Linked DNA regions of Mus musculus: region 1 is linked to region 2. Evidence: chromatin loops called from intact Hi-C (ENCODE). Cell type or tissue: gastrocnemius. All regions are shown on one strand.

Region 1 (2,500 bases), 220 kb before region 2:
TTAACTCAAAGTTTGATTTAAACAATTGAAAATAAAAAAAGAGGAAGGGCCAACTGCTGGAGAGCTGGAACCTTCAAGGTTGTACAGACAACTGTGGGGTAGCACAGGCTCGCAGGAAGTCAAGCCTGGGGGTCACAGAGAGCCCTGGAATGATGAGAGTCTAGAGAACAACAAACACGCATAGAAAGGGGAAGGGAGAAGGCACAGGAGTGGGTGAAAGGTAGAGGAGACTCCTCCCACTATGAAAAGGGGTGAGTTTGACCATGCATAGGCCAAGGGACACTGCAGCTCTGCCTGTGGGGCTGGGCACAGCAATGGCACAGGGATCAAAGGTGGCCTGGCCTGCCAGGCTGAGCACACAGCTGGTCCTAAAGATTGCAGGCGCTTTCCTCCCTGGTCTTAGCTGAGTTGTTGGAGCTGCTCCAACCTGGGGGAAACACACCCAGCACAGAAAGCAAAGTGCAGGAGACGACCCAGGCTCTGACACCTTGCCAGAGTGTGCTGCTTGATCCTGGCAAAAACCTTACCGTAGTGAGTTCTGACATCATCGTACCATCTCAGTCAAGGGCGGTGAAATGGAATAAATGACCTCCTGTCAGGAGTCTGTGGAAACCCTCAGAACCAGGTGTTCTGATGTTCAACTTTGAGTGGAAACTTTAAGCAACAGTTTGTTCTAGCTATTTAATGGGCCTCAGCATTTTAGGGACAAACTAATAGTTTAGAAATATGAAAGCAATCATGTGGGTTTTTTTTTTTTTCATTTTCCTCCTTTTTCTTCCTTGCTATCATGATTAAACATGTAGCTTTTTTTTTTTCTGTTCAGTGGCGAATAGGAAGTGATTGAGTAATATCTGACTTTAAAATGTTTGTTTGTTATAGACTGTTTGGTGAGAATTGAAGAACTTGGTATTTAGGGTGCTTGTGACTATTTCTAATATTTAAAACGTGGCACCCCTTCCCTGCTGTTCTGGGATGCCACCCTCATTTGACCAGCCTCAGGCCTGCGCTACTCTGCCACTGCTCTGGACTCTTTGTTTAGGAGCAGAATTCTTCTGGGCTGAGCAGAGTCTGATTCTGAATCCTGAACACAGTCTGGGATCCAGCTGGGGACAGCTCGCACTCACGCCAGAGTCTTCCTCTGCCAGGACCTCTTGCAGATTTCCCCTCAGCAGGCTCAGCCTCCTTCTACCTAAAGATTTGTACATTCCTCCAGCAGAGGGCCTCCGTCTTGCGTGGGAGAAACCACAGCCAGCCAGAAAAGGGAATTGGGTTTCTCTCCTCATTATGTATCAGGTAGCAGAGGGCAGAACATCAGGCACAGGGCTTCTTCACCTGGCTTTAATGGATTTGCTTTCCGGTTTGAACCAGTACCTAAGAAGCATCTATCTCATTAGCTGTCCTCACCAGAGCATAGAATTTATGCTATTTGTGTGTGTGAAGTAATTTGAATATCAGTGCACAAAATACACATGTGAGCTCTTGGATTCGTATTTGTTCCTTCCTCTCAAGCCATCTCTGCTTTATAGAGCTCATCTTTCTTTTGTCCAAGGTGGTGACAGCATGGTGGGAAGCTCCCAGTTTGCTCTCTTGCCACACTTAGAGCCTGAGCAAACCCTTTCACTTCTTGACTCTGTTGGATCATTTCTGGCTAGAAAATTCTGTGCTTCCATAACTCTATAAATAGTTCGTTCTGCAAAGAGGACATAGGAGACGCCCCAAATGACCAGGTCCTATTTGTAGCCTTCCCACAGTTACAATATTTAGCTTTGAAGTACTGTTCAAGGTCTAATTTCCACCATGGCAAAACAGTTCTTTCTGTGGTCTACCAGAGTCTGTAGTGACATCATCTCAGGCATGTCCTTGTTTCATGAGTTCAGAGGGCTGCCCTTTATGTACACGGTAGGCATTTAATTGGTGATATGGAAATAGAATTAGCTGTCGTAGCCGTTCCCATCCCTTTTTAGCTGTGACTGTTTCCTCCCCTCAGATTACTCCAGAGCACTGAGCTTCAGCCCAGAGCAATGTACGTTGTTAGCCATGAACTCGAATCCCATACAAATGAGTGGAGGGACAGGCAGGTTAGGCTGCATGTCCCAGGCCTACTCCCTAATTTTTGTTCATGTCTCCAATGAACTTCCTTAGTGCTACTTAGAGTCCTGAGCACAGGCTTCTCTTTTTATGCTAGCACAAAGCTTCTGACCTGATAACATCTCATCTGTGTGGGTGAGAGGGCTGGGGGGATATTTACATACTGAGCCAATTAGTCAGTGTCTTAAAGTTCTGGGCTTGTTGTTGTGAATGAGAATTCGGAGAAGCCTTTACCCCTGTGGCTTGCATCTTACAGAAGCACATTTTTATCTCAAATCTTTGCATGATTTAAAATGCAACCCAGACAAGAGCCAGATACCTTGATCATCTGTCACAGCCTCCGGAGTCTGGCTGACAGTCTTGCACCTGCTGACCCGTTCTGTGGCTTTTTGGAAAGATGAGATGTGTTCTA
Region 2 (2,500 bases):
GCCTTCGCCTTCCTGCCCCCAACCCCACCCTTCCCCGGCTCCTTCCTTCCCAGCTCACGCCCGCGCCGCGCCCCCCGGGAGGAAGGAGGGGACCGCAAGCGAGGGGGGACTCCCGACTGGGCTGGTCAGGGGGTCTGAAGGTGGCTGAGGACACCCCGAGGCCGCGGTCCAAGCCCTGTACGTCTCCCGGCTCGCCGCGACCCATTCATTCTCCGCGGTCGGGGACTGACTACCGGGACGTCGCGGCCTGCCCCGCCCGGCTCCCCCGCCCCGCTGGCCCCGGCCGAGGCGCTGCGCTGCAGGCAGCCCGGGTGCGGCGCGTTGGATGCAGTGGGTGCGGGGCTGGCGGAGGGGGTGGATGCGGAAGGCCCCGGTGCAGCTGTGGCAGCGGCTCCAGCCCGCGCACAGCCCACTGTAGAGTCCAGCCCCAGAGGCGCCCAAAACTCAGAGGAGGTTCTCTGGCAGCCAGAGCGGAGATGCAAACCCGAAAATACATCCCCTTTCACTGCAGCTGCTGCGTAACACCTGGCAAAATGGGGTAGGGGGTAACCTCAACCAGGAAAAGGGGGAGACCCCAAGACTCAACTACAAATCTGTTCAGAAAGCTCGGGCAGCTGCTACGTCTGCCACTGCCGATCCCAACCTACCATGGTGCGAGCGAAGGAAGGAAGAACGGAGCAGGCGAGGGTGGCTGCACCAGCGCAGGGGCTGTGACCGCCGAGGTGCCTCCGCTTCTGCTGCTGCTAACGCGCTACCTGCGTTGTGCGCTGAGCCTCAGCCGCCGCCCGACTTCGAGTAACGGCACCACGGACACGAGACTCCCAGCACCACTGCCGTAGCGCGAGCCTGTGTGCCGCGATATATATACGGTGCGCGGTATCCCTCCGCCGCGGCAGTACCGCCTCGCGCAGGGCGGCGCTGCGGCAGCCGGACCTCACCGCAAGGCTCCGCCCCCCAGGCGCGCCCGGCGCGGCGGGCCCATTACGCGGGCAGGGGTCACTGGGGAGTCGGAGACCTGAGCGAGGGTGCTGGTCTGTTGCTGCAAGAGTCCTCTAGAGCTGGAATGCCTGCGTAGCGAAATCTGGGGGGCCGTCCCGGGCTTCCAGGCGCGTGTCCGTCACTCAGCCCCACTTCACCTGTGTGTCCCCCCTCCCACCACTCCTGGTGGCTTCGAGGTTGCAGAGCCACCAATCCTGGGTCCCCCACAGGGGAGGACCTGGAGGAGATCTAGGGGCTGAGGACAGCCGCGGGGAGGCGGAATCCAACCTTAGCTGTAGAGGCGAGAGGACTGTGTTGAGGACACGGTGGTTGGCCTTGGGGAAGAAATTGGTCAGATAATGTTACTTTTCTCATTTTGGAGAACTGTCCGAGGCACAGTTAGAAGCTCAGTTGCTAGGTCTGTGTGGTGTTGACACGCTCAACCAGTCTAGTTTTCGTGTTTTTACATACCTACTAAAATTTTAAAGATGCTTGAAGAGTTGTCCCTTGCTAGGTTTGTTCCTTATTTCCTGTGGCAAATTCTATTAGGCCTGCTTCCAAAATTAACGTAGTGAGCGGCTTATGTCGCCCTCAGAGCCCACGCTTTTGAGTTTTTCCTAATTGTCCTGGTCCTGGAAATTCATAAATTGATATATACAAAGAAGGGGAAAGATACACAGGATCACTCTGATTACAGCTGGAACTTGTGCAGCCAATTGATTCTAGTAGGGTGCTCCACTATCTTAATTACAATCTTAATTATAGTCCTTAAATAATGTTTTAACCTTTAAATTTACTATTCTTTGTTCTTCTGTAAACTAGGGTGGGGGTGGGGACAGGGACGACCAAAAACTGTTTCAGGTCTTAGTTTGGAGCCTGGAACTTAAAAGAAGAAGAAGAAAATCTTAACAAAATGCTGCAGTTTCGTTTCTTGCCAAGACAAAGCGCAGAATTTGATCTTTTGTTTGCAAGGCCAGGACAAGCTGCAGGTTGTTTCTTCTTTCAGAAATTGTGGCAAAATGTGTGATTAGCATGCTCCTCTCTGGAAAGACTAGTTACCTTTCTTTTCTGGCTTTGTCAAAGTTTGCAGATAGGTGTTTTAAAAGATTCAAAAATGTCCCTGAACATTGCAAACGCCAGAGGACTTCTTAGGATCACCTCAGACAGTATGTCAGCAGCTGTGGGACTGCGCTTCAATTTGTTCTTCCTAGAATGCTACAGAAAGGGTTAACCTGCTGTTTAAGGAGAAGCTGTAGCAGGCAGCCCCCCCCCCCCAAGGGTACTGCTGGCCCTCTTGCAAATGGTTTAAAAACCATTCACAGTCAGACACATAATATCCCTATGTTCACAGAAAAGAGACTAATAAAAATTCAGTTTAAAGCATAGTCAATAATCCAATGAATTACAGGTCTACATAGCCAAGCTCATTATTATAACTAATGATTACTAAAGGAATTTGGATTTTTTTTTTTTGTCAGACTTCCTAAGGAAGTTAGCTAAGTGCATTTTAACATTTGGTATG

What was found. Hi-C counts contacts between places; a loop is a spot of excess contacts. Peaks named below come from ENCODE experiments on the same cell type or tissue, not always from the same donor. Only the 100,000 strongest peaks of a DNase experiment are listed, where the experiment ranks them.
Region 1: it touches region 2 in a loop (6-fold over the local background); 16 of 42 quality-filtered maps call a loop at or near these places.

What each region holds. Positions count from the first base shown.
Region 1 is chr12:100,420,434-100,422,933 of GRCm38, reverse strand. The region is part of intron 5 of Ttc7b (tetratricopeptide repeat domain 7B); the gene reads left to right. Among named protein-coding and RNA genes, the nearest start is that of Gm51958, 72 kb to the right of the region's middle. In gastrocnemius, a CTCF peak has its summit at 1,216 (motif pointing right); DNase peaks (open chromatin) are centred at 462 and 1,200; H3K4me3 peaks cover 1,035 bases; H3K27ac peaks cover 2,500 bases.
Region 2 is chr12:100,197,864-100,200,363 of GRCm38, reverse strand. It overlaps Calm1 (calmodulin 1), which reads right to left and starts at 929. Exons shown (of 6, transcript NM_009790.5): 1 at 648-929. The coding sequence starts at 650. In gastrocnemius, a CTCF peak has its summit at 1,102; DNase peaks (open chromatin) are centred at 51, 280 and 883; H3K4me3 peaks cover 2,266 bases; H3K27ac peaks cover 2,500 bases.